Regions from separate parts of the Homo sapiens genome. Here regions 2, 3 and 4 are each linked to region 1. A link is a loop called in an ENCODE intact Hi-C map of the cell type or tissue named here. Cell type or tissue: dorsolateral prefrontal cortex. All regions are shown on one strand. Each heading gives the region's core, and the rest is flanking DNA. Links, peaks and the distances in the headings are about the cores only.

The links. A loop is a pair of places that touch in the nucleus more often than their neighbours do. Peaks named below come from ENCODE experiments on the same cell type or tissue, not always from the same donor. Only the 100,000 strongest peaks of a DNase experiment are listed, where the experiment ranks them.
Region 2: it touches region 1 in a loop (2.8-fold over the local background); 3 of 110 quality-filtered maps call a loop at or near these places.
Region 3: a loop joins it to region 1, with 3 times the contacts of the local background. A loop is called at or near these places in 4 of 110 quality-filtered maps.
Region 4: it touches region 1 in a loop (4-fold over the local background); 49 of 110 quality-filtered maps call a loop at or near these places.

What each region holds. Positions count from the first base shown.
Region 1 is chr16:58,116,811-58,124,627 of GRCh38, reverse strand. CFAP20 (cilia and flagella associated protein 20) reads left to right here. Exons shown (of 6, transcript NM_013242.3): 2 at 7,677-7,756. Among named protein-coding and RNA genes, the nearest start is that of CFAP20, 8.7 kb to the left of the region's middle. In dorsolateral prefrontal cortex, for the core only: a CTCF peak has its summit at 2,560; a DNase peak (open chromatin) is centred at 2,567; H3K27ac peaks cover 2,482 bases.
Region 2 is chr16:57,781,577-57,789,393 of GRCh38, reverse strand. The region is part of intron 3 of KIFC3 (kinesin family member C3); the gene reads left to right. Among named protein-coding and RNA genes, the nearest start is that of MIR6772, 13 kb to the right of the region's middle. RefSeq lists enhancers at 1,525-2,183, 2,184-2,842, 3,502-4,161, 4,454-5,055, 5,056-5,658. In dorsolateral prefrontal cortex, for the core only: no CTCF peak of the experiment used is centred there; a DNase peak (open chromatin) is centred at 2,273; H3K27ac peaks cover 1,884 bases.
Region 3 is chr16:58,507,312-58,515,051 of GRCh38, reverse strand. It overlaps NDRG4 (NDRG family member 4), which reads right to left. Exons shown (of 15, transcript NM_001242835.2): 9 at 7,188-7,244; 10 at 7,053-7,104; 11 at 6,043-6,090; 12 at 5,863-5,898; 13 at 5,700-5,751; 14 at 4,369-4,407; 15 at 1,433-3,630. The coding sequence ends at 3,476. Among named protein-coding and RNA genes, the nearest start is that of SETD6, 4.3 kb to the left of the region's middle. In dorsolateral prefrontal cortex, for the core only: CTCF peaks have their summits at 2,771 (motif pointing right) and 2,970 (motif pointing left); DNase peaks (open chromatin) are centred at 2,971 and 4,401; H3K27ac peaks cover 2,186 bases.
Region 4 is chr16:57,897,873-57,902,872 of GRCh38, reverse strand. CNGB1 (cyclic nucleotide gated channel subunit beta 1) reads left to right here. Exons shown (of 33, transcript NM_001297.5): 28 at 1,248-1,345; 29 at 1,438-1,521; 30 at 4,959-5,000. Among named protein-coding and RNA genes, the nearest start is that of CNGB1, 71 kb to the left of the region's middle. In dorsolateral prefrontal cortex, for the core only: CTCF peaks have their summits at 2,771 and 2,974 (motif pointing left); a DNase peak (open chromatin) is centred at 2,962.

The sequences.
Region 1 (7,817 bases), core at 1-5,000:
TACCTTTTCTATGTTTAGACACACAAATACGTACCATTATGTTACAGTTGCCTACAGTATTCAGTACAGTAGTATGCTGTACAGATTGTAGCCTAGGGGCAATAGGCTATACCATATGGCCCGGGTGTGTAGGATGTTGTACTGTCTAAGTCTGTGTAAGTACACTCTGATATTCACACAGCCATGGAACTGCCTAATGAGGCATTTCTCAGAACGTAATCCCATCCTTAAGCAATGCATGACTGTAGTTAGTACTTTATAAGTAATGACATACAGAATTAAATATGGCAGGGACTGAGGAATTTGCTCAAAACTAAAATAAGATGTTTGAACTTAGCCCACCATCCAGATTTCTAGGAATAGGAAGTACTGTAAAACCAGACTCCTGAAATGAGAAGAATTTAGTTGTTGCACCGTGGCTCGCCCAGCCCTAAGCCCTTAATGTGGCTCTAAGGCCACATAACCCATGCTCTGGCACCTGCTTCACTTGTTCTCCAGGCGGGACTCACTTCACCCGGTTCCCCCTCTTAGTAGTAGCCTCCTACTGAATTGAAGGAAGTCCTGTTCTCTCACCTTCAAGCTTTTGCACTTCCTGGTCCTTCTGCTGGGCGCTGCCCCTCACCACCCCACAAGCCTCACTCCCATCTTTTCATTAGGCTCCAGTCACAGTTCAAAGGCCTTTCTCAGAGTGACCTTCCTTAACTCTTCAGGGTAAGTTAATTTACTTCTTTCTTATCACACTTGACATTATTAGCTTCTTAAGGTCTGTATTCCTGGCTATACAGTTTCCTGATAGAAGCTTTTGTAAGTTTCTAAACCAACAGCTTAGAAGAAATTAGGGGTTTCTTTAATGTTACCTTGACATCTGGGACCAGCAAATCTTATATTTATTAAAAGACTCTTACGTTTAATGTAAACATTACTTCTGGTTGTAAGGAAAATACCAGGAGGTTCTGTTCCCACTTATACTTGTGTAAAACATGCTGTAATTTTCAGTCTTTTTTTTTTTTTTTTTTTTTTTTTTTTTTTTTTGAGACAGAGTCTTGCTCTGTCCCCCAGGCTGGAGTGCAGTGGCACGATCTCGGCTCACTGCAGGCTCCACCACCTGGGTTCACGCCATTCTCCTGCCTCAGCCTCCGGAGTAGCTGGGACTACAGGCGCCCGCCACCACGCCCAGCTAATTTTTTGCATTTTTAGTAAAGATAGGTTTTCACCGTGTTAGCCAGGATGGTCTCGATCTCCTGACCTCGTGATCCGCCTGCCTTGGCCTCCCAAAGTGTTGGGATTACAGGCGTGAGCCACTGCGCCCAGCCAATTTTCGGTCTTAATGGTAGTAATCCTGGCTGGGCGCAGTGGCTCACGCCTGTAATCCTAGCACTTTGGGAGGCCAAGGCGAGCTGAGGTCAGGAGTTCAAGACCAGCCTGACCAACATGAAGAAATCCCGTCTCTACTAAAAATACAAAAGTTAGCCGGGCATGGTGGCACATGCCTGTAATCCCAGCTACTCGGGAGGCTGAGGCAGGAGAATCACTTGAACCCGGGAGGTGGAGGTTGCGGTGAGCCGAGATGGTGCCATTGCACTCCAGCCTGGGCAACAAAAGCAAAACTTTGTCTCAAAAAAAACAAGATAGTATCCTAAAAGTACATGAGATGAGATTGCATTAATTCATGAAAACGCCTTTGTCTGTCTTTCCTGTCACCCTGTCTTTCTCTCAGCTGCTGCTGTTTCTCCCCTACTCCAAGACTAAATATTAGACCAGAGTCTTCTGCTGTTGCTGGATAGTGTTAGATTCCCATGTCCTGTTCTAATTTTAAAAATAAAGTCTCTCTTCAGAAAAAATTTCCTACATTCTAGTTTTTAGTTAGCATGCCTTGTTGATAAAAATTAAATTGGTGCTGTTTTCAGTAGTAGAATTGAGTGTATTTGGACATAAAGGTGGTAAAACTTTTTTTCTGACTTGGAGAATGTTCTTCATTATTCTGAGTCAGGTTTTACTGTAATTGAACGAAGACATGGTTTTTTGGTTTTGTTTTTCTTTTTTTTTGAAACAGAGTCTCGCTCTGTCACCCAGGCTGGAGTGCAATGGCACAATCTCAGCTTACTGCAACCTCCTCTTTCTGGATTCAAGCAATTCTCCTGCCTCAGCCTCCTGAGTAGCTGGGATTACAGGCATGCGCTACCACACCCAGCTAATTTTTTTGTATTTTTAGTAGAGATGGGGTTTCACATGTTGCCCAGGCTGGTCTCAAACTCCTGATCTCAGGTGATCCTCCCACCTCAGCCTCCAAAAGTGCTGGGATTACAGGCGTGAGCCACCGCGCCCGTCCGAAGACATGGGTTTTAATTACACTTGCCTTTTCTTAGCTGTGCACATAATTGTCCTTACGCTGACTTAGGGGTTGTTGGTGTATGCCCAGAGTTGCTTGTCTGCTGTCTGGATAGCCCCTGTCAAGTACAGCGAAGGGAGTGAAGCCTTTGACCCTTGGAGCCTGGGAGTCTGAGTCGGAGCTATGCTCAGTTCTCCCCACAGGGGTCTCCCTCTGCCTAATTTCTGTCTGGGAACCCAGCCCTTAACCCAGTGCAGGAACTTTCCTGCTGAAATGGACAGCTCTAATGGTTTAATGTAAATTAGAGCATGTGTCATTAAAGCTAGGATGCCAGATGGCTGAGGGTTCAGCTGCCTGCCAGGCTGAGTGGGTGGGGCCAGAAAAATGAAAGTTGGGGGAGGGAATGGATACAACTCATGTTATTTTTAAAGCAGTCATAGAAATATACAGCATCCACCAGCTCCCTCCCTATCCCAGTAGTAGTATTTTTTTTTTCCCTCAGCTTGACCCACCTCCCTGAGGCTTACATTGCGGGGAGGGAGAGAAATCGGTGTTCTTTATTAGTTGCCCTAGCAACCATGGAAAGCCTGGGAGAGTGATTGTAAGACTGGCCTGAAGCTTTGGTCACCTCTGTTGTCTGCAGAGGCAGAGAACCATTATGATCTGTAATTGCCAGTAACTGGATTCTGAAGCTCTTTGAGTATCTCCAGCTCATGGGCAGGGGAGGGGAAATTAATGAAATAAAACAATATTGGCTTTAGATTTTTATTTTTATTTTATTTTTTTTGAGGAATAAAGCACTCATAGGCCACACTTTGATAGTGGGAATGTGTCATGAATGAAAAAGAATTAACAAATCAAAAACAGTCGGCTCTTTGTGATCTAGAGAAGGACAGAACATGTTAAAACCTGCTTCCGCCATGAGCAATAAATGCTGAGCAGTTCATTTTATCTTCATCCCAAAGCCACGCCTGCCCAGTGACCTCTGAACTGGAAGGAGCTAAGGAAAGGACGTTGATACTTTCTGAGACATGTATCTTCCTGTATGCTGTTTTCAGAAGCTGGTTTTAGGAGACGGTTGCTTTCCTGGAAGACCTTTATAATATTAGGCAATGACAGCCACATGGCCAGGGTGGTGGGGAGCCTTTGCCCCAAATTGCCTGTCGCCTCTCCCCTTTGATCCTAGTTTTAGAGCCTAGAGAAGAGGCTTTGGGAAATTACCCTCTAATGCACATATCTGATTGATCGCCCTTACCACCTCCACGCTACTCTTTTCCAGTGAGTTTGTATTTGCAGCCCTTTAAACTTAATAAAGGAGAAAAATCACAATTCACTAACAAATCCACTTAATTTGATTTCAAACCTCTGGAGACTTTTCACATGGGGATACTTGTGTTTTTCTTCATCGGGGGTTAAACAGTCTCTTGGGGAAAAGCTCTGTTTAGTTTGTCTTACCACCAGCCAGGTTCAAAATCTAGAGAGACTGATGGGCATTCCTTCAACAAAGTTGCCTTGACCCCTCCAAGTTCCCTTGTTTTGTGGAATACATTCATTCATTTTGTAAAACTTAAATTTGTGAGTGTGTTTGTTATCTAGTAACACTGGGAGAAAAAGAAATCTCTTTAGTAATTTATTGAAAATCCAACTAAAAGTTAGCTTGCCTCTGGGCAGAAGTGCAGGAATACTACAGTCTATCCAGCTTCCAGCCTGCATTGGCTTCTGTGTGCATTGTACGGCTTTGTTTTCTTCTGTGAAGACCTGAATAGGTCATATCTGCTGGAGTTCCAGGGAAGTCGTAAACTTTGAGATGGGCAGAAGGCAGATTCCCTAACATTTTCTCCCTGTGAGATCTGGCTGGTCTTTCTGGAACTGAGGGAGGCCTCTTGTTGACACTGGCCAGAGAGAGCTTGAGTGATGTGAAATTTGAGGGCATGCTTTAAATAAGGGTGGATCAATAGCAACATGTTGCTTTTTAGCAATAGCAGTTTTCAGGCCCAAGTTACTTCTTAATCCTGTCAATTTAACTGTCTATTTGCTCTTTGCAGTTTGTCCCGTTTTAAAGAATGGTTATGTTATTGAGAATAATTAGTGGTGTGTTATAAAAGTAGTGTTTGCATCTTGTTGGAATACTGCCAGCTCTTATCAGTAGGGCTGCTCGCATTAGTTGGAAATGATTTCTTCATTAATTCCTTCTTCACTGAATCTGCTTGGTTTTCCACAGAAAATACAGGAGGAATATCGCCACTTAGGTTGGGAACATGAGATGGCGAGTGAGGTGGGCACTTAGGTTGGGAACATGAGATGGCGAGTGAGGTGGGCACTTAGGTTGGGAACAGTAGATGGCGAGTGAGGTGGGCACTTAGGTTGGGAACATGAGATGGCGAGTGAGGTGGGCACTTAGGTTGGGAACAGTAGATGGCGAGTGAGGTGGGCACTTAGGTTGGGAACATGAGATGGCGAGTGAGGTGGGCACTTAGGTTGGGAACAGTAGATGGCGAGTGAGGTGGGCACTTAGGTTGGGAACAGTAGATGGCGAGTGAGGCGGGCAGTAGTGGCGTATTCTGCACAGACCCAGGCCTTTGTGCTCTTAATCTCCTTGGAAAGGGGCCCAGAATTCAAAGCAGGAGGGCATTGAACATTGCCAGCTTTGTTTGAGAATCGTTTCAATGTGACGTTTTGTGTCTTGAGAGCCTAAGAAATGCTCCATTGGCAGGGATTGGGGTCCCGTCTAGCCCAGTATTCTGTCTCTGACAATGGGCACCCATTTGTGGAAGCATTCTTCATGCTGGCGGCCCTGTGGGCTTTGTGATATGCCCCAGATCTCTGGCTTCCTATAATAGTCCACGGGGGATGTGTTATCCAGGAATTTTTAAAACCCTCCTTGAACCTATTCATATGTGCCAGCTCTTAGGGTGACAGATTCCAGAAGTCAGCAAATATTTGAACGCTTAGTTTATGGCTAGCACTGTGCTAAGCATTGTCGAAGATAGAAATGATGCTTCATAACTGGTCTTGGCTCTTGCTTGAGCTTATTCTTTTTTAAGGAGACAAGACTTGGTTGCAGTTGTGGAAAAGGTGGGCAGTGACATCAGATGTCACCTTTAGAACACCAGGCAGACCATGAGTGGATCAGACTCACAGTGACAGAGCTCACAGAGACTAATGTCTAAAAACAGAAACATATTATTAATAATTTATGTTGAAAAATAAAACTACCAGACCCAACACTGATTTATCCCCATATGCAAGTCTAATAGCCAAATCGTAATCAGCAGGCTGATGAGTGAACAAGAGGAGCTTTAGTCAGTGTGATTGAGTCATTGATTATGGCAGCCTAACACAGCCCTTTCCACAAAGAAAGACCGTATGTTTGTCTTTCTGATGTCTCCTGTTCTAAACCTAGTTGATCTTTTTCATATGTTATTCCATTCAGCCCTAATAGTCCAGCCTTGTTTTTTTGTTTGTTTGTTCATTTTTGAGACAGGATCTCACTCTGTCGCCCAGGCTTGAGTACAGTGGCACAATCACGGCTCACTGCAGCCTCGACCTCCCAGGCTCAGGTTATCCTCCCACCTCAGCCTCCTGAGGAACTGAGACGATAGGCACGTGCCACTACACCTGGCTAATTTTTTGTAGAGATGGGGTTTCATCATGTTGTCCAGACTGGTCTTGAACTCCTGAGCTCAAGCAGTTCTCTCGCCTCGGCCTCCCAAAGTGCTGGGATTACAAGCGTGAACCACCATGCCTGACCCCAGCCATGTTTTTTTGGTTTTGTTTTTTTTTTTTCGTTTTTTGTTTTGTTTTTTTTGAGATAGGGTCTTGCTCTGTCACCTACTCCTCTAGGCTGGAGTGCAGTGGCACAAACACAGCTCACTGCAGCCTGGACCTCCTGAGCTCAAGTGATCCTCCCACCTTAGCCTCCCAAGTAGTTGGGACTATAGGCACACTACAGGTGCACGCCACCACACCTGGCTAATTTTTTGTAGAAACAATGTCTTACTATGTTGCCCAAGCTGATCTTGAACTCCTGAGCTCAAGCTATCCTCCTGCCTTGGCCTCCCAAAGTGCTGGGATTACAGGCATGAGCCACTGTGCCTGGCCCCAGCCCTGTTTTGAAAGTGCCTTTGCATATCTCTGTTCTGTCCATATTAGTTGCTTAAAAGTTTAATGCTTGAAGATAATTGTTCTTTCCTAAATATTTTGAGAGGAGGAATCTGTATTGAATATTGATTCCTCCCCATCATCTACCTCCTACATATGCAGCAAACAATACAAAACAATGTAGGATGAGGTGCTAAATTATGTCGTCTAGACAACATGAGCCAGAAAAACAAATCAGAGAAAAGAGAGGTCAGTGTGGGCTGAAAATGCTAAAGAAGGCATCTGTGTGTGGCACAGATGGGAATTGAATTCCTGCTTTAAAAAGTAGAAAATTAGGCAAAAGCAGATAGGGAAGCATGAAGCAGGATAACTCCAGGGGAGGAATGCTTTCACTTTTTGTTGCTGCCCTCCTCAGTAACACTCAGCTTTTCTTTGGCTTTTCTGGCCAAAGAAATATACAAGGCAGGACGGGCGCAGTGGCCCATGCCTGTAATTCCAGCACTTTGGGAGGCCAAGGCAGGTGGATCACAAGGTCAGGAGTTCGAGACCAGCCTGGCCAACATGGTGAAACCCCGTCTCTACTAAAGATACAAAAAAAAAAATCGGCTGGGCATGGTGCTGCACGCTTATAATCCCAGCTACTCAGGAGGCTGAGGCAAGAGAATCGCTTGAACCTGGAAGGCAGAGGTTGCGGTGAGCCAAGATCGCGCCATTGCACTCCAGCCTGGGCGACAGGGCGAGACTCCGTCTCAGAAAAAAGAAAAAAGAAAGAGAAAGAAAGAAATCTACGAGGCAGTATGAGGCAGTGGAAAGGCTGCTGAATCCTTAGTCTCCTACTTAGGGTTTGGCATTTGCAGTTCCGGGGTGCCAATGTCCACATTTGTAAAATGAAAACAGTATCACCTGCCTTGTTGTTTTTATTGTGTGAGGCTTAAGTGAGAAGGGGATGTGTGTGATATTCCTGGTGCATAGTAGGCATTCAGTAGATATTAGCTGAATCTAAATTGAGTTGATGTATTTGGGGAGAAGTTTCCCCAGATTTAGGGATTGCCAAGTTACCTGGGATTCCCTTGGTGGTTGGTGTGACCCTGTCTAGAGGTAATAGCTTGGCTTACTTACATATAAGCTTCAGTGTGCTGTGTCACAAATTTCTTTGTACGCCTCTTGGGCTACCGTGGTTTTCTTTAAATAGTCCTATTCAGCCTTGTCAGATATTTCAGTACTAATCGAATTTTCTTTCTTGTAGGTACGGAATGGCCACATCAAAAGAATCACTGATAATGACATCCAGTCCCTGGTGCTAGAGATTGAAGGGACAAATGTAAGGTAGGTTGCCACCTCTGTTCTCCCAGAGACATCATATACTAGGGAGGCAGTACGTCATAGA
Region 2 (7,817 bases), core at 1-5,000, 340 kb after region 1:
TCTCTGGATGAAACACCTCTTCGTGCCTCCCCTCTCTCTCCCTGTGCCTGTGCACTGGCTCTCTTTGTCTCGAGTCCTTTGCCTGTGTTCCCCCTGGAAGAGGAGACGGCTTCCCATGGCCTCTCGATAGCCCTGTGGGGCGGAGAGAGTGAAGGAGGCAGGGCTGTGGCCCTTCCCCTGCTCGGACGGACTCCTGCGCAGCCTCCTTGGCAGTCCTGGGGGTCCCATCTGGAGATGCGGGGCTGTGTGCCTGGGGTGGCAGCAGCTGGCATGGGAGCAGTTGCCCTGAGGTTGATACGTGTGTGGTGGGACTGGACGGTTGCCTGTGGGGTGTGCGCACCGGAAGCAAGCCAGCCTCTGTGCTGGTGACTCTCAGACCCTGCAGGGATGGCATGAGCTTCACCTGAGAACTTGAAGTACCTAAGAACCTTCTTTGCTGGTGCAGAAGACCAGCTGCTGAGGGAGGCCAGGAGAAGGCACTGCCACTGTCTTGCTGTGGGACCTGGCACATCCTCTTCCAGATCCTGGACCTCAACGTCCCCACCCACCCACAAAGGGAGGGACTGGACCCGCTGGGCCCTGGGATCCTTGCCAGCTCCGGGAGCACACCATCCTCTGGCTCGAGGGTCCTTCCCTGGCACAGTCTCCTTCACGTGAGGATTCTGGTTGTGTCTTGGCAGCAGGCCCTGCAGGACAAGGGGTGCAAGAGCCAGAGTCAGGGGACGAAAGAAGAGAAGCTTTGGAAGAGACAGGCGCCGGCCCCCAGGCGGGCCCGGGAGGCCCGGGAAGCTGGTGGCACCATGAATGTAGAGAATACAGGTAAAGCAGGCCTGCCCGCCAAACCGGCACTCCCCAGTGAAGCCAGCGCAGGAGGGAGGCTCTTGTGCAGTTGGTGATATCCCCATGCCCTGTCCTCCCCGGCTGGAGGTGGCCTAGACAGACTCCAGCTGCCTGATCCGCAGCTGCAATCCCCCAGCCTGCCTCTCCCGGATTCAGGGACAGTGGTGTGTATAGAACCTTCATCTCACCCATGCCTCCCACAGCATCCAGGCCCCACCCAGTGATAAGAGTCCTTGGCCAGCGTGGGCTGGGGTTGAATTTCCCTGCTTTTTGTTTTTTCCCAGTGCCTGTCTAAAGCAGGGCGAGGGTGGCAGCCTCACAGACGCCACCACCTGCAGAGAGAGACTCGGCCTTCTCCCTCCTATCCGTGGGCCCCCAGGGTCTGGAGGCTCCTAGGACAGGACTTTGATTCTCCTGGCCAGAGGCTGAGACAAAGGAGCCAGTGGCTCAGCTCTTCCCTGGCAGGGCCTGCCATGGTGCCCAGGGCTGGCTGGTTCTGGAAGATTCTACAGGCCCCCCTTGTAGTCTTACGGGTCCATGCCGGGGGTCCCTCGCAGTAAGCGAGAGCCTGGTGATAATGGGGAAGCAGCATCCTCTAGGAGCCCGGAAGGAAGAGAGCGTGTGACGGAAAAAGGAGCTGGCCTTTCTGTCATCTTCCTCCTCCATTGCCAAAAGGTTAACTTGTGTGTCTGAACTTGCCATGTGGTGGAAGGAGCCACTCCCTTCTCTGAGGCTGTCCCAGAGCCCTGTTCTGGGGTTCTGGCCTGTCTGGGCCCAGGCACTCCTCTGCAGCGAGTGGCAGGGGTTGGGGTCTGGCTGAGTGTGGGCAGGCCAGCCTCGGGCAGGGGACATCATCTTGCTGATTGTGCGCTGAGAAGAGGAAGGCCGATCCCAGGGAACAGCAAGGGTTACCTGGTCAGTGGGTCCAGGCCACGCCTGCATCGCATCTTTGAGCCCCGAGTGCAGCCTCCCCAGCACAAGGGCCCCTTTGATCTCACCTTGTCCTCCCGTCCTCCCCTTTCTGGGGCCTCCATGAGCTTCTTGGAGATCTTTTCTCCACAAGCACTCTCCTGGCCCCCTTCCCACTGCCCTGCCGCGGTGCTGAGACCCGGCGAGCCCCTGCAGGGGTGACATCCCGTGGCGTGAGCAGTGTTCTGGATGAGCTGGGCTCTCCGAGACCTCATTTCTGCCCCATGGCCTGTTGTGTAACAGCCACCCACACCTGTGCATGTCCATGGTGCTGGGCTCCTTTCGGGCAAGGCTCCTTGTCCCCATTTCTCCTAGGAAGCTCCTGCTGGGCCCCTCCCACACGTCTCTCGAGTGGCAGAACCAGCTCTTGGGCCAGGAGTCCAGTGTGTTCCCTGCCTCACTGCAGCAGCCTGCAAAGGGCTGAGGGCCACGCTGGTCACGTGCTGCTCATGCTGCCCCGTGTGCAGGCCTGGAAGCATCCGTCTGATCTCACTCACTCTAGAACAGATCGCAGGAGCTTGGCCAGCTCTGTGTGACATACATGCTGCATCACGTGCAGGCCACACAGCCAGGGTCACCACCCAACCGGGGATGCCCAGCTCCAGCTCTCTGGAGTGCTCGGGTGGAGGAGGGAAGAGCCGACCTGTGCGTGCCCCTCCTGCTCTCCTAGAGCGGGTTGGGGGGGCCTGTAGCTATCTGCCCCTCCTCCTGGGGCTGTGCTGAGATGTCCCCGCCCAGCTGCAAGCTGCACCCTCCCCACTTCCCTGTCCAGCTGAGTCCGTTTGGCTTCCCTCAGGCCAGGCTGTCAGAGGGGTGTGTGACTTCAGGTGCAAGTGGCTTCCTTCCCAGAGTCTAAGATCCCCCCAACCCCAGCCTGCCGAGGGCTGGGTTTCCTGGGGACTAATGTGGGAACACCTAGAGCCCCAGGCTCCGAGGTGGAGGGCAGCGCTCTCTGGCCAGCAGATGCCCTCTTCACCCTTCACTCTGCCACACTCTGTCACATCCCATTTGGTGCTCCCTGAGGGGAGGAGGCAAACCCCCCATCCCTCCTCCCTAGCCCCCCATTCTTCTCTCTCTCCCCCAAACTCTTTGCTCCCTACCTGCAAAGACCATGGCCATTCTTGGCGCCCTGGAAGCAAGCTGTAACAAGCATCCCAGGCCCCGTGCACAGGTCACGGGCCCTGATTCTGTGTTCTTGTCCTTCATCCATCTGTCCATCTCTCTCGTTCCTGGTGACAGGACAGTGGGAGGCCTTTGGAGGAGGAGGACTCAGGCAGAGCTTCTGCCCAGCCGGGTGTTTCCCTCTCTCTTGCCTGGGAGGTTCCTGCGCTTCATCCTTGCTAGGTGCCGGCTGGCTGAGTTCTTGCTCCATGTGTGGGGCTGGCTTTGTGTCCTGGTCTGTCTGTCCCTCGCACATACACACGGCTCCCCTGGCTCCCCTCTTTCTGCACAGTTGACCACTTGCCACAGGGGCAGGCTGGGGAGCCCCACTCTTCTGTACTCTTGAGAGGGTTTGAGACTTAAAGAAATAACGTTCCTACAAGAATAGAGTTTTCTAGGGTGAGAATCCCTTGTCTTTCCCAGCTGCGATTCCTTGCAGCCTGGCCATGGAGAGAGGCTGGCCCATCAGACCTAGAACATGTGCTTTGAGAGCCGTATTCAGTGAAAATTGCTTTCTTAAGTCCGGATCCAGGTAATTTCATCCCCCAGATGCTGCCTGGGGAAGTGTCTTCTTCTGGGACAGGCCCTGGAGGCCCCAGCTAACCTATGCCGCTGCCGCCCCAGCCCTCACCTGGTTGCCCACCCCCTCTGCTTGCACCTCTATCATCCCTGGTGGTCTGTCTTGCTGTGATGGACCCCCTCCTCTGCCAGCGTGGGACCTCTGCTGCCCTCTCATCAGCCACTACTTTGCTCGTAGGTGGGCGTCTCTTTGGCAGCAGGAGGTGCTCGAGCTTGTCGGGGCCACCAGGTGCGGCCCCCATGGTGCTTAGGATGGTGGAGGCCATGTCCCAGCTCCAGGACGAGAAGACCCAGCTACAGGAGGAGCTGGTGGTCCTACAGGAGAGGCTGGCCCTCCGCGACAGTGACCAGCAGGCCACGTCCACCCAGCTGCAGAACCAGGTACCTGGGGAGGCTGGGATGGGCAGAGGCCACTGCCCACTATGGAGCAGGTCAGAGGACATCACCTGGGCACCTGACCCCACCAGGCTACTGGTGTAAGAGGAGATAGCTGGGGTCTCGTTTCCTGGAATACGCTGGAGGGTAGGGTGGTGAGAGTCAGAGGCCTCCCATCCTGGAGGATGCGCTTTTGAGATGCAGCATTTCTTTCAGCTTGCAGAGGCCTCCCATCCTGGTCCTCCTTGTGCCCCATCTCCTTGCGGTTACCAGGGGCCAGGACCTTCCCCACTAGGAGGTGACGTAGATGTGAGTGGAGCAGGAAGGTGCGGGGTGCTTCCCACCCTGAGTCCACCCCATCTTCGACGGTGCCCTGCACTGGGCAGCCTGAGCGGACAAAACTCATCAGATGGTCACCCCACAGGAGATTGGCATGACGTTTCTTGTTCTTTTGATTTCTCGTTAAAGGTGGATGCTAGTTTGAGTGCATGTTGGGGAAGGGATCTCTCAACCTCTGGAAGCCAGGGAGAGCCAGGGTTCATGCAGGTCAGCGTTGTCTCCTTCATTGGCTGGGCAGGACATTTGGGTACCATTGGCTCATGAGCTGCACGTCCCATGGGGCTGACCACCGGCCCTCTTCTGTGTGTGTGACTGCGTCACTTTCTTCTCCTTCTGCATCTCCATGTGGGCTCCCAGGCCTCTTTCCCCACTCTCATCCTCAGTGTCTGTCTCTGTGGCTGTATCTGAGCCTCGCCCACTTCCCCAAGGTCTCCAAGCCTGTCTGCCACATCATCCCCACTTCTGATCCAGTGCCCTGGCCTGGCTGTTGGGCCTCTGAGCTCTGGGCCCAGCACTCTGTTGACAGACTGGCCTTCAGGTAGAGCTAAGTTCTTTCTGTGTCCCATGAGCCAGCAAAGAGATGGCCTGGACATGCCGACGTCTGCCTGTTGCGCATCATGTGTGCTGTGACTTGTTCTCTCAGTTCTGGGGGCAGCATATTGTGCGCGTTTTTGAAATGCAGCATTTCTTCCAGCTTACAGGTGTGTCCTCTTCTCAAGAATGGCCTGGCCTGCCCACCTGCCCCTTGCTGAGTCGGGTGGGGCTCCTTGGGGCACCCCTCATGCTTTGTGTCTTCCTCTTACACACTTACCCCACAGCTTGACTATCTGGGCCTGCCTTCCCCACTAACTGGGGACTCCTCTAGGCTAGCCCTGTATCCTCTTGCCTGCTGCATGCCCGCCTGCTCCCTTGGGTATTTGTGCACGCCCCTTTTGTACTGGCACTGAGCTGGGCACGGGGGATACCCCAGTGGACAGCAGGCTCCCACCTGGTGGAGGCTCTGCCTGGGGGAAAACGGACATTTGCTTCACACACCCACAGAAAGTGGGAAGGGCTCACTGGGATGGGCACACACATGGCCTCGAGGGCTTGTCCCTGGGCGTCTTGAGCTGAGCTCTGGGACAGAGCAGAGGAAAGTGTACTCTGAGCTGAGGCCTAGCCAGTGCAAAAGGACTTGTGGTAGGAGAGGTGTGGCTCAAGCGCCTTGGGGGGTTGCAGGGGGTCCAGGGCCCACCCTGAAGGACACGTGTCTGGCCTCAGGCAAAGGCTGAGCAGCCCCTCTTCCTTCCCTGACCTTCCCCAGTTAGGCTTTTCAGACACTTCATTTTGCAAATAAGTGTTTTTTAAAGGGCTTTGTGGGCTGGGCGTGGTAGCTCACACCTGTAATCCCAGCATTTTGGGAAGCAGAGGTGAGTGGATCGCCTGAGGTCAGGAGTTCAAGACCAGCCTGGCCAACATAGTGAAACCCCGTCTCTACTAAAAATACAAAAATTAGCTGGGTGTGGTGGCGGGCGCCTGTAATCTTAACTACTTGGGAGGCTGAGGCAGGAGAATTGCTTGAACCCGGGAGGGAAAGGTTGCAGTGAGCTGAGATCACGCCACTGCACTCCAGCCTGGGCAACAAGAGTGAAACTCTGTCTCAAAAAAAAAAAAAAAAAGAAAAGAAAATGGGCTTTGTGGAGATATAATTCACATGCCATAAAATTCTCCCCTTGAAGGTGTACAATTCGGTGGTCGGTGGTAAGTATATTAAGGTGGCAATGCACCCATCACCAGTGTCTCATTGCCAAACGTCTTCATCACTCCAACAGGCCTATTGATGGTCACTCCCCATGCTCCTTGCCCCACAGCCCCTGGCAACCTTTAATCTGCTTTCTGTTTTTATGGATTTGTCTTTTCTGAACATTTCATAGAAGTGAAATCGTAGTATCTAACCTTTTGTGACTTTAAAGAGGTTTTTGAAAACACTTTTTCCTTTAATTAACAAAATCAACTTACTTTTTAAGAAGGGAAAGTGAGGAGGAAACATCCCAGCCTTTTTAGTTATTTGAGCCCCAGCTCTCTAGCCTCTCTTAGGAGAACCCCCGAGCTTACCCCACTCCCACAAGTGACTTAGGAATTCAGAATGGTTCCTGGTCTTTGTTCTCATTTTGTCCTTGAATGTTGTTTTTCTTTTTCTTTTTTGAGATGGAGTTTCGCTCTTGTTGCCCAGGCTGGAATGCAATGGCGCAATCTCGGCTCACTGCAATCTCCACCTCCCAGGTTCAATCGATTCTCCTACTTCAGCCTCCTGAGGAGCTAGGATTACAGGCATTCACTACCATGCCTGGCTAATTGTTTGTATTTTTCAGTAGAGACGGGGTTTCACCATGTTGTTCAGGCTGGTCTCGACCTCCTGACCTCAGGTGATCCACCCGCCTCAGCCTCCCAAGGTGCTGGGATTACAGGCGTGAGCCACCGCGCCCAGCCTGTCCTTGAACCTTCTGACTGCAGCTCTTTTCTGGAAATTTCTCAGGGGATGTATCTGAAGCTCCAGGTCTCTGAGATACTCTGGAGGGCCCGACCTTGTGGAGATGTGGCCAACCACATGGGCCTGGAGCTGGGTTCAAACCCTGACTTTGGCACTACTTATTAGCTGTGTGACCTTGGGACAGTTAATTACCACTCTGCAGGTCAGTTTCCTCATCTGTGAGATGGATGTAATAATAGGGTGTGATGAGATGATCCCTAGTGAGTCATTGGTGTTGCTGTGGCCACCACCATTGTTGTTACTGGGAGAGTTTTGGATTTGGAATCCCGTGAGCAGGATTCTATTCTGGCTGTGCCATGTGCCAGCTGGGCAGCTGTAGGAAGTCACTTCCTCTCTGAGCCTTCACTTCCCAGTCTCTAAACTGGGGCTCACAAATGTCGCATTGCAGTTTGGGGGTGGATCTGTTGTAAGAATGGACAGAAAAAAGATGGTCAACTGTAATGTGTGGTGCATCGTGAGCTGTCACTCCCGTGTGCCCTGGTCTCCTGCTGGCCTCACTGTGGTTTGACTCAGACTTGGACTTTCCTGGAATTCTGAACTTTGCCTCTCTAAGCAAAGCCCGCCAGGGGGTACACTCTGCCTTGTTTTCCATGGTGCCGTGTTTCCAGCCCTATCCACCACTGGCTTCTGATCGGCTGCTTTCTCACACTGCTGTTCCTGCAAGGCTGTGTGGCCCCATGGTTAAGGGTGAGGGTTCTGCAAGGGTCAGCCAGATGCGAGTTCCGGTCCTAGGTCCACCACTTACTGGTCAGGTGACCTCAAGTAAGTTGCCTAACCAAGGCTTAACCTCTTAGGAGCTCAGTTTTTCTTCCTGTAAAATGGGGATAATAATAGTACCTACCTCAGGGGAATAGGGGATGAAAAATGGTCTTATGAAATCCCCCTGCCCTACTGGCAAAGCCAACTCAGTTAACGGGGCTCCATTATCACTGTTGGGACCTGGGCTTGTGGGAGCTCAGGAGTCTTCTCAGACCTCCTCATTGCTGTGCCAGGTGGAGGAGGTGTTTGTATTTACTGAGAGCAG
Region 3 (7,740 bases), core at 1,093-6,092, 390 kb before region 1:
CTAGAGGGCTCCTGGATCTAGAATAGATCCTCTCTGCCCTTATTTGCCAGTACATCCTCGTTTTTAATCTGCTGCATAGCACGTGGTGGGTTTTATTAGCTGACATAGTAGGGACTCAATATCTACCTATTGGGTAAATAAATGAATAAAACAAATGGTGGTTAAACCTGGGGAAGTAGCATGCTGTTAAATGTAAGAAAATGAGGCTGTGAATATAGAGGTTACAGGAATGGGTTTTGAAGCCAAGCAACGCCGCAGCTCAACACTCAGTTTTTTTTTTTTTTCCTTTTTTTTTTTTTTTTTTTTGGCGCGTTGGGGAGACGGGAGTCTCGCCCAGGCTGGAGTGCAGTGGTGCGATCTCGGCTCACTGCAACCTCCACCTCCCGGGTTCAAGCAATTCCCCTGCCTCAGCCTCCCAAGTAGCTGGGACTACAGGCGTACGCTGCCATGCCCAGCTAATTTTTTGTGTTTATTTTTAGTAGAGTCGGGGTTTCACCGCGTTGCCCAGGCTGGTCTCGAACTCCTGAGCTCAGGCAATCCCCCCGCCTCGGCCTCCCAGAGTGCTAGGATTACAGGCGTGAGCCACCGCGCGCGGCCTGGTCTGTTACTCAGGCAAATCCTTTTTCCTGAACCTTAGTCTCCTCACCTGCGAAACTAAGATAATACCTACTCTGTAGAATTAATGTAAGGATTGGTATGTTGACTAAAGAAAAAATATTAAGCTTTTAAATAATTAAAATTAGTTTTATTTAGAAGCCTTATTGAGGACTATAGACTGAGGCCTGTAGCCCAGGAGTAATCTTGTGAGGCTCCTCTAACACGGTATTTTAGTTTAGGTTATACATAGGTGAAGATTTAGTATGTGTAAAATCATATCAAAGTTTAGGGATAAGTATATCTGGTTATAGATTGCAGAGTATAATCATTAACCCTGTCAGACATGATCGTATGTTTAGGAGAAGGCAAAGAGTAGGTCATTTATCTTTGAAGGAATGTAGTGACTCAGGCAAGAGATTTGGAGGGCAGGGGTGTTTTGTTTTGTCTTTAAGGCATTTTTTTCTGGAGAGCTGTATTTTGTTTTTTTGTTTTATTTTGAGGCAGAGTCTTGCTCTGTCATCCAGGCTGGAGTGCAGTGGCACGATCTCCACTCACTACCACCTCTGCCTCCTAGGTTCAAGCGATTCTCCTGCCTCAGCCTCCCGAGTAGCTGGTATTACAGGCACGCGCCACCATGCTCAGCTAATTTTTGTATTTTTAGTAGAGACGGGGTTTCACCATGTTGCCCAGGCTGGTCTCGAACTGCTGGCCTCAAGTGATCTGCCCGCCTCAGCCTCCCAAAGTGCTGAGATTACAGGCTTGAGCCACCGTGCCTGGCTGAGGAGAGCTGTATTTTGTCACAGAGTCAGGGGAGAAATGAGCACATAAGCAGAAATGAGCACATAAGGCTTTTAATGTTTGTGACATTCTCATCTCACCGGTAAAATAATGTGACGTGTACTGGAAATAGAAAGATGGGTGGAGACCATCCTCTCCTAGCACCCTCAACCCAAAACCCAAGCAGCACCAGCAGCCCCTGCCCAAACATTCTGTTTCTCCAAAAGCCTCCCATGATGGGCATGGCATCACCACACTGGAATTCTTCTTAGGTTCTTTATTAGTTTTTCAGCACAGTTAACTCTTTCTACGTTGACTAGAGTTTTGTTTTACATTTTATCATCTCATGACAGCAGCCACCAGAATACACAAAATTAGGCTCTTTACTTTGTGCGGAGAAGAAAATAATAAACATTAAAAGTTCACCTTGACCAAAGAGACAACCTCCAGAAGAACACCACACATGGGAGGACCCGATGTACACACACACACACACACACACACACACATATAATGTATAGATATTTATAGATACATCTGGAAACAGCAAAAAACAAAATTCCAAGATTTGCAGTGTTATCTACAGTAAGAGGGATGAATTCTACCAGCTTTCAAACAGTCACATTCAGTATTCAGAAGAAGCACATGAGGGGGTAGAACTGGGCAGAAACTAACACGCCACCAGGCTAGTCATGGCTTAAGATTATAGAAGGGGGGTGATGTGTGTAGAGGAAATACGCATATAGGTGTCCTCTCAGCCTCAGAACACCCGCCACAACCCTTCCCCCGTCCACAGCCCTGCATGTTTTCACTGCTCTCTCCCGTTTTGGGGTTTGTGATTATTGATTTAGGGTCTGAGACAAATGGCTCTGGTTTCTGGGCCGCAAGATGCTATGGGGTAAGGTGAGTGGATGGAAAGCATACAACGCAGTCCTGGGCTTCAGGGGACAGCAGGAGGCTGGGGTGTAGGGGAAGCCTTTCTCTTCTACCTGACCCTTGTTCATGTCCAGAACCTTCAGCCCCCAGTAAGCCCCAGCCCAGGCGGCTATGGGGTGTGGGACTGTAGAAGCCTCGCTGCCTTGGGCCAGTTGACTAAATAAACTCTCTCTTCCTTAGTGATGCGTCCGGGACACACTGGCACAGCCTGGCCAGAGCTCTGCCTGAAACACCACACTGCTACTGATGGCGTTGCCCTCTGGGGAACCTGGGGGCAAAAAAGGGGTCTCCAGGAACTCAGCTACCCCTGCCTCTGGCCACCTGCGGGCTCCCAAAGGCAGTCACCACGAAGTTCTCAGGGGCACACACACCACACATGGGCTCTCTCCTCCTTCTCCCTCACCCCCAGTCAGGTCACTGTGGGGACAGAGGACCAGGCAACTTCTGCCTCGGGGAGGCCTTGGCTCAGAATTGGGACAGGGCCAGGAGGTGGCAGAGTGTGGGCTGGAAGGGACAGTCTGTGGGGTTCCTGCCCTGACGGTTCTCCATGTTCTGTCTTCCTTGGGCAGAGAAACCCCTTGACGCCCCTGCCTGCGTGGCCCTACAGCACCAGCTGGGCCCAGAGAGCACCAGGAAAGTGGCTGCCTGGTCCGAGCGCCCCCTTGTGGCTGTTGTCCAGATGATTGTCACATGTGCTATGAGACAGAAACAGGTGTGCTTGGTGGAGGGTGGGGGAAGGGGTCTCCCAGGGCTCCCACGCCAGTGCCTGAGCTGGCCCCGCACCCCTGTGGCCCAGCACCCACCCTCTCGAAGCCTCTCTCATCTCCAAACATGCCTGCCCAAGGGCTCACCCAGGAATGGCCTGGATCCGTAGCGAATCTCCCTCCCTATGGCCCTGCCCTTCTGTGCCTGGGCCGCCGGGAGTGGGATGAGAGGGGTCAAGTTGGCTAAGTTACCACGGAGAGTGAGATGGGATGAGGAGGACTGAGCCCCTTAAAACACCTGGAGACTGTTCTGCTGCAGCATCTAAGATCCCCTCATTTTTTTCAAACAGAACCCCATTTCCTCCCCTTTGCCCTCACAAAAATAAACTAAAGGGAACATGAGCCGGCGCAAGGATGGCGGTGGGGCCTCGACGTGGGCGTCGTCAGCGGGATCAAGGGCTTCAACAGGACACCTCCATGGTGTGGTTGACCTGGCCCAGCCCCTCGCTGCTCTCTGAGTGGGTGCAGGCCTGTGGGCGGCTGCCATCCACCGAGCTGGCACTGGTGAGGGATGCAGTGCGGGAGCGTGCCAGGCGGGTCATGCTGGCTGAGGGCACTGTGGACAGAGACAGGATGGGCCTGAGGACTGGCGGGCAGGGCCAGGTGCCTCTGGTGGGAAAAGTAGGCTGCAAGCAAAGCGGCCAGCGAACCGTTCCTCGAAGGCACAAAGGGCTCCTCCTGAGTCAGGAGGCTGGCGACAGCTGTCGGGCTGGGGGCATGCAGGGCCGGCGACAGTGAGTGGGCCTAGGGGGCTGCGGCCAGCAGCTGACCAGGCAGCCCTGAGCTGGTGCAGGGAGGTGCTGGGTTTCCAGCCGTGCCTCCCTCAAGAGGATGCCAGTGGAGAAGTAGGACTGTTTCTGTAAAGGAGGACGCGGAGCGGTGGTCGCATACTGCCCTCAATTCAGACTGTGCCCTAATTCCCTAATTCAGAGTTTCACAAGCAAGACTTGCGGGCAGCAAACTCTACCCTCCGGAACTCTCCTGGCCACCTATGTGGCTCAGGCAGGGCCAGGCCTGGGCTCTACCTCTAAGGAGGGTCTGTTTCCTATCCCCAGAGCTCTGGAAGCCACGCAGCTCATGACAACCTAGAAGCAAGACTGCTCTGCAACCCAGCCAACCTAGAGGCCAAGCCTGCAGAAAAGCAAGAATCTGTGGGGTTTCTGAGTTGAACAGGACACAAGAAGGTTCCAAACCACAGCAAGATGCGGCCTGGCTGCAGCACACTGCGCAGAGGAAGGAGCGGGGGAGGAGGAGGCTGGGCGTCCATGCATCAGGGGAAGGGCCGTGGGGCTACCTGCTCCTCCACTCAGCCTTCGGTCCTTCAAGTACGCAACTAAGAGAGAAGACAGAGCCGGAGAGGGGGCGGGGATGGGGGAGACACAACACAGTGAAGAGCGTGGTCCGCTGAGTCAAGGGCATTGAGATGAGCCAGAGAGATGGGACAAAGGACAGGCACAGAGAGGCTGGGGGCAGGGCCAGAGGCTTCTGGAAGCCCACTCCTGCCTGCCCACCCAGCAGTGGCCCCCAGAAGGATCTCTGGCCCAAGGAAGCCCTGACAGGTGGGGTGCTTATCCCCTCACCATTCTCCTAGGCCTCAGTCTCCTGCATACAGAATGGGGGAGGCCTGCCCGCTCTGTGCCCTTCCCAGCTTGGGGCTGCCTGGTGGAGTTTCTCCCCAGGACCCTGAGAACGCGTCTCAGCGCCTGACAATGTTCTTCCGTTCACCTCGCAAATGCTTGCTGTGCCCTGATTCCAGACTCTGTGCTCCTGCGGAGCCTCCCTGTGGGCCCTAGGGCTCTGCCCTGCTCCAGAGAGCATTCTATTCCTGGGTGTCCTCCCCAGCCTTCCCACAGGCAGCCCTCCTGTTTGCCCTGGAGATAGCTCCAGAGGCTGAAGTCTGGAGGGGAACAAAAAACAAACTGAGAAGAGGAAGTTTGCCTCCTGGCAGTGGGGACCTGGAGGAACAGGTATGTCTTGGAGGGAAGGGGGAAGTCAAGGAGACACACAAGGGGTGTGTTGTGTGTGTGTGTGTGTGTGTCTGTGTGTGTGTACCTGGTTCCACCCCAGACCCAGATTTTCAGATCTGCCAAGCCAGGTTCAGCTGCTTTCAGCTCTCTGAATGCCAGGCGGCCCCAGTTGCCTTCCCTGGCCCCAAACTCCAAGCCCACTCCTATGATGCCCCTGGGTGCAGCCATGAGTTGTTTCAAAAGGCCTTCTCAGGTGCCATAGACCCAGCTCTGACCCCAAGCCCTGGGGCGGGTGAGGGGAGTGTGCCTCACCCCCAGACAGGCTTCCCTGGCAGGACACGGCCCCTGGCCCTGGACCCCCAGCACGGAAGGAAGAGTCCCTTCCCCCAGTAGGCCCAGCACTGCCATCAGAACAGTGCGCCAAGTCCTCCCTAAGGGCAAAGGGGAGTTGGGCACAGCCTGGGATGGCCAACTTGCAACTCAGGTGGCATCTGTGGGGCCCAGCATCCGGGGCCCAGGTCACACAAAACTCCTATGCTTATGGGCTCCCTACTACCACCTGACACCACGTGCCAGCCCTGCAAACAGGAGCCCCAACCCCAGCACTGCCTGCCCACCGGTCTCTAGGTGGTGTGGGGTGGGGTGGAAATGTACTCACTGTAGCCCATGCCTTGCAGGAAGTATTTGAAGGCTTCAGTCAGCTTCCCTGGCTGCGGAGGGCAGGACAAGCACATGCTTTCATTGGCTGCCTAGGATTAGCAGGTAGGGTAGAGGCTTCCCCCTCCCCATAGATGTAAGGGCAGGAGGGCCAAAAGTCTCACCTGTGTGACCTGGGGCAGCCCTCCAGAGTCTGCCATCTGCAAGGGAGAGAGTGGGGTGACCTGAGCAGGGCCCTCACTCCAGGACAAGCTCCCACCCTGGCTGGGACCCCAGGAAAACACCTCCCTGAGGTTGGGCCCATGCTAGGGAAGCTGGCCCAGGGCTGGGGAAGAAAGCCTCACCTTCAGGAAGGTCGTAGTGGTCGGGTCCAGTTTGGAGTTGCACTCCACCTGAGGACAAGGAGCCAGCTTCAGCAACAGCCCCTGCCCCTCCCCACCCCCATTGCCAAGGCAGGTTTGATGCCCCAAGCTCGGGGAGGAGAGGGGGTGCAGGGAGGCAGAGGGAGGCCCAGCAGCTGTGACAGGCTGCTCCTCCCAGGCTTTCTTCTCCCAGGGCTCCCCATGTTCTTGGAGACCAGTTTAACAGCCCCACTGAAGGGCCTGGGACCCTTGGAGCCCACTCACAACTGCTAGGAGTGGGAGTCAGGCGAGGGCTGGGCTGCCGTGGTGGGACTGGCCTGGGAAAGCCCCAGTGCCCTCGGCAGTGAGGTGAGGGGTGCCGAGGGTCTGAGAGAGACTGGGTGGAGGGGGCTGGCACAGCCCACCACCCTGCTCTTCCAGGACCTCCCAGTGGGCATGGGAAAGCCTGGTATTTTCAGGGCGCACGGGGCTGCTCTGGGCACTTCTGGACCCTGCAGCTTCCCAGCAGCTCTGTGCTGATGGGGCATCCCAGCCTCAGGCCACCTGCTCCCAGAGTTCCAGCAGGAGAGGTGACACACGGCCCCCAAACATAACCGCTGCAGGTGACGGGAAAAGGGAGACCGTGCCGCTGTATGCGTTAATGATTTATAATGGCTTGATCACATTTTAGAAAAAAGATCGTACACCCTGGGCCTGAGGTGGGTAGGGACCAAGTTGGGGCTGTGCTGCTGGGGAGGGAAGAGGGGACCTTCTGATGGCCCAGCCCTGGCCCCAGCTCTCCCCATTTCCAGGCCTCCCCAGCCAGAAGGATGGGGGCTATGCCAGATGTGAGGCTTGGCAAGACTGTGGGAAAGTGGACAAGAAGCCCACCGTCCACTGCTGGCCCTGGAGGCTCCCCTGGGCTGGATCAAGAATTGTCCCTGCTGGGCAGGGGCCAGTGAGCCCCTCACCCCTACCTCCCACCCCCAGTGAGCCCACAGCCCCTCACTTACCACCCCGTCCTCAGCGGGTGCATTATCCCCAACCACCAGCATCACGGGGCAGCTGCAGATACAGAGGAAAAGGGCTGTCTGGCTGGGTCATGGGGGCAAAGGCCAGGGCAGGCCAGAGGGCCAGGGGCCACTCACCGGAGCGTCTTGGCATTGGGCACCGTTCCAGGCCGGTTAATGTCCAGGTCTCTGCGGCTGTGGGGCAGGGGGAGGGGCAGAGGCAGAGGTGGGCACCCCAGGACAGGATGAGGGGCATCCCAAGCCCAACACTGCCAATTGGTAAAGCAGGGAGGCGTGGACCTGCTCTGCATAAATGAACTGGAGGCTCCCTGTCACGGCTTTTTGGACTCCCTAGCACATACCAGGTGGGCTCTCAAATTTTGCTCTCTATCCCCCTCAGAGCCATGCGCACCGCCACCTGTGCTGTGGGAGTTTCTGCTACTGGCCTGTCTCCTGGACCATATGGGATGGCAGGCCCTGGGTCTCTCTATTCTCTATTGTTTTGTTTTCTTAGCACCATGCACACAGCAGGTGCTTAATATTTGTAGAAGAATGAGAAGGAGGGCACGTGAGTGAGGGGGCCTGGCCACCTTCCTGCAGGGCAGGGCAGCCCCTAAAGGGGGCTCCAAGGAGCACAGCTTGAAAACCACAGGCTCATCCGACCTCTTCCTCATTTTGCAGACGTCAACAT
Region 4 (5,000 bases), core at 1-5,000, 220 kb after region 1:
GGGAGGCTGAGGCGGGAGGATCACTTGAGCCCAGGAGTTCAAGACCAGCCTGGCCAACATGGTGAAACCCCATCTCTACAAAAAGTCAAAAAATTTAGCTGGGCATGTTGGTGCGTCCCTGTGAGTCCCAGCTACTCAGGAGGCTGAGGCTGGAGGATCGCTTGAGCCTGAGGAAGTTGAGGCTGCAGTGAGTTGTGATTGTGCCACTGCACTGCACTCTAGCCTGAGTGACAGAACAAGACCCTGTCTCAGAAAAGTAAAAATAAGTACCTGTGCGGTGGCTCATGCCTGTAATCCCAGCACTTTGGGAGGCTGAGGCAGGTGGATTGCTTGAGCCCAGGAGTTTTCAGACCAACTTGGGCAACATAGTGAGACCTTGTCTCTAAAAGAAAAAAATTTTTTTTAGCTTTTCAGGGTTCAAAGTATTTTAAAAATTTTATTTTAATAAAAACTAAAACTAAGATAATCTTTATAAAACATTCTATTAAAAAGTGCCTGGCTTGGCTGGGTGCGGTGGCTCACTCCTGTAATCCCAGCACTTTGGGAGGCTCAGGTGGGTGGATCAAATGAGGTCAGGAGTTTGAGACCAGCCTGGCCAACATGGTGAAACCCCGTTTCTACTAAAAATACAAAAAATTAGCCCGCGTGGTGGTGGGCACCTGTAGTCCCAGCAACTCGGGAAGCTGAGGCAGGAGGATCACTTGTACTAGGGAGGTGGAGGTTGCAGTGAACCAAAATCATGCCACTGCACTCCAGCCTGGGTGACAGAGCGAGACTGTCTAAAACAACAACAACAACAACAACAAAAACATAAATAACAACAACAAAAAAAACAGGTGCCTGGCTCATAGAAGTGCTCCAGAGACTTTAGTTCTTGCTGATGTTGTCCTTCCAGGGAAGTGGGAACACAGGTGACCAATAATTGCAACAGCGCAGGGGCTACTAACATAGTAGCTGAGTGGAGGATGTCAAGGGAAGGCAGGGAAGGCTTCCTGGAGGAGGTGATATTAGTGCTGGGTTCTGAAGAATGAGTAGGAGTTTGGGAAATGCACAGGGGTGCTCCTGGCAGAGGAAACGGTATTGGCAAATGCCTGGAGGTGAGAGAGGGTGCACTACAAATCCAGAGTGGTTCCATGCGGCAGGGCAATGGTGTGCCCTGGTGAGCCAGTAGGTGGGCACTTGGCCGGTATGTATGTCTGGGGTGGGGCCCGGCCTTGCCTCTGACCCTTGCCAGGCCTTGTTCACAGATGAGTCAGAGCTGATGGTGCAGCTTCCAGACAAGATGCGGCTGGACCTCGCCATCGACGTGAACTACAACATCGTTAGCAAAGTCGCACTCTTTCAGGTACACCTTTTGGTGCCCTCACGCTCAGGGCTGTGGGAGGCTCCAAGCCCAATCTTCTCTAAAAAGTTCCTTTCCCTTCCTCACCGGGACAGGGCTGTGACCGGCAGATGATCTTTGACATGCTGAAGAGGCTTCGCTCTGTTGTCTACCTGCCCAACGACTATGTGTGCAAGAAGGTGAGCTGGCCTGGCAGCCACCACGGGATCTGGGGTTCACCATCCCCCTGGCTTTCAAGGAACTGAGCTGGAGGGGTGCCTGCCAGCCCAGGGCAGAGCGAGATTGTTGGGGAGGGAGAAGAGCGTCTGCGGCTTCATGCTGCAGTGACCTGACCAGACCCAAGAGCAGGAGCGGATTAGGAGGCTTTGCCGACTCTATGCAGTCAACACACATGTGCCTCGGGCTTTGCAAAGCATTTTCTCAGCTCCATTGACACAGGACCATGGGGGCCAGGACAAAGACCCCCCCCCCAACTCCACCTTACAGAAAGGGAAACTGTGGAGCCTGAAGAGAGGCAGGGCCTTGACTGTGTAGCTGGAACTGCTTCTGGGGTCTCCATCTTCCCATCAGGAAAATGGGGCAGGAGAAGGGATGGGCTTAGGTCAGAGGTTGCAAACTGGTGGCCTTTGGATAAGATCCAGCACACAGGTATTCTGTGGGTTTTTTTTTTTCTAATTTTTAAAAAATGTTGAATTGGTCCCCAACCTTTAAAAATTTGGAGATTTTGTATAAAAATTCAGATTTCTGGCTGAAAACAGAAAATCTGCCAGCGCTGGGTCCACTTTCCCAAATGGCAAGAGGCAGCTGGGGTGGAGGAAAGGTTGCCCCAAAGGGGGACATCGTGTCCCTTCCTGATGCCACAGCCCCCACCACTCCCCACTGCCCCACCCTAGAACCCCCTCCCTGCTCAGCTTCACCCTCTGATCCCAGAAAACATCTGGAGTTGAATCCTGGGGCCTGACAATGTCTAGAGCCCTTTCTGCTCCCTGTCCTTGGGGTTCAAGGTGAGACCAAGGTCACTTGGTGAGTGACGGGAGGGGTCAGGAACCCAGGTTTCAGTCCTCTTGCACAGAGCCGTTAATAAGTTAATAATAAACCGTTAATAAGCATACGGGGGGAAACATTACCCAAGCAGGCTCTGCAAGACTTGGGAACCCCCGTCCCCAAGAAAGTCCCTGTCTCCAGGTTATATGCTGTGCAGCAGTGAAATTTCTGGAAGCAGAGAGCCGGGGTGAAGAGGGGAAAAGTATGCTTCAGAGACCTGAGAATTTAAAGCTGCAACCTTAGGGGCAAAGAGGGGTTTGGGAGCAATAGAGTGGCCTGCCTGACACTGGAGCCCCTTCCTGGCTGTGCAGCCTTGGGCAAGTGGCTTGCCCTCTCTGAGTCCTGCTCATCTTATGGATAAAGTGGGGGATGTTGATAGTACCTCCCTCATGGGGTGGTTGTGAGGGCTGAATAAGATGTGCATACAGAGCTTAACATTGTTCCTGGCACACAGCAGCTGCCAGTACTGTTGCTGTTGTCTTCGTGGGTGATGCAGAGTTTGCTTTAAATGAGAAAAAGTGAATCTAGAGTCTGTGATTGCAAATTAAATTGAGCACTTGGTGAGCACGTGTGAAGGGCGCCCTCTGCTGTCTGGTTTTGCTCGGCAGCGATCTCTCTGAGACACCCCGGGGACTGGTTACTGAGGTGAGGGTCCCTTCACCCTTTCACTCTTGTCAAACTAAACAGAAACATGGAGGCAAACCTCTCTACCTTTTTGTTAAGGGGGTCATGCATGTGTGAAATGCACAGGAAATTTTTGTCAAATAAGTCAAAAGTGTGACAGTTACTGTCCTTGGTCACTCCCCCCACCCCTTATTTATTTATTTGTTTGTTTGTTTGTTTATTTGAGACCAAGTCCCACTCTCTCTCCCAGGGTGGAGTGCAGTGGCACTATCTCGGCTCACTGCAACCTCCGCCTCCTGGGTTCAAGCATTTCACCTACCTCAGCCTCCCAAGTAGCTGGGATTACAGGCATATGCCACCATGCCCGGCTCATTTTTTTATTTTTAGTCAAGACAGGGTTTTGCCATGTTGGCTAGGCTGGTCTCGAACTCCTGACCTCAGGTGATGTGCCCGCCTTGGCCTCCCAAAGTACTGGGATTACAGGCATGAGCCACTGCACCCGGCCCCCTTTTTAATTATTATTATTATTATTTTTTTTTTCTGTAGACCTCCTCTTCCCCTTTTAAACACATGTGACTCACAGGTAGCTGGCCAGGACAAGGGCCGGTGAAGGCATGAGGATTGGAAGGCGCATGGCAGACTAGGTGTTTCTAATTGCAGTCCAAAGCAAGCTATTCATTCATGCATGCATTCGGTTTAACTTGGGATTAAGGCCATTGTATTCATTCTCCAGGCTGCCGCGGGACACTGTGCAACTCCACCACAAGCTGGGTGGCTTCTCTCCTCAGCTTGTAGGTGGTCATCTAGTTTTTTTTGTGTCTCCTCACATCCTCTGGTCTCTATGCCTGTCTTTGTGTCCACATTTCCCTTTTGTTAGGACACCAGTCATATTGGATTAGGTCTAGAAGGACCTCATCTTTAGGAATTACATCTGCAATGACCCTATTCCCAAATAAGGTCACATTCTGAGATGCTGGGGATGAGGATTTCAATATATGAATTTGGGAGGGAGTACATAATTCAACCCATAACAACCATGAACTCTGGAACCAGACTGTCTGGGTTCAGATCCCAGCTCTTGGGCAAAGAGTGATCTCGACTCTGAGGGTTGTTGAGGATAAGTAGTACACTGCATAAAGCAATTTGGGGCTGGGCACAGTGGCTCATGCCTGTAATCCCAGCACTTTGGGAGGCTAAGGCAGGCAGATCACTTGAGGCCAGGAGTTCGAGACCAGCCTGGCCAACGTGGCAAAACCCTGTCTCTACTAAAAATACAAAAATTTGCCGGGCATGGTGGCACATGCTTGTAATCCCAGCTACTCGGGAGGCTGAAGCATGATGCCTGTAATCGCAGCTGTTTGGGAGGCTGAAGCACAAGAATTGCTTGAACCCAGGAGGCAGAGGTTGCAGTGAGCTAAGATCATGCCACTGCACTCCAGCCTGGGCGACAGAGCGAGACTCCATCTCAAAAAAAAAAAGGCAATTTGAATATTATCGTTATTGTTGTTCCCATTCCTGTTGCAGTTAGCAAATTCTTCCCGAGCCCCTGAGATGTGCCAGGTGTAGACATCATTTGATGGTGGGAGCTGCTATCTGATTTGCCCTGCCTCCATCAGTGAGTCTAACTGGAATTTGCAGAATTCCATTATACCTGCACCTCCCAGGTTAGCTGGCACTTCCCATTCCATGACATCACTAACTCCCCCACTGCAACCCTGTCAGTTATGGAGGGCATGGGGTAGTCACTCCTCCAAGTCTACAGATGGGGTGACTGAGGCCTGAGAGGGAAGTGACTGCCCCCACACGACACCCCAAGTTGTGGTGGCAGGGCTGGACCCCAGTGCCTAGGTTCCTCCTTGCCGGACCTCCAGCCTCTGGATCCAGCCCTGGCTGCTTCTCTGGTGACTTTGGGGGATGAACAGAGGGACTTGTCACTTCTTTGTTTCAGGGGGAGATCGGCCGTGAGATGTACATCATCCAGGCAGGGCAA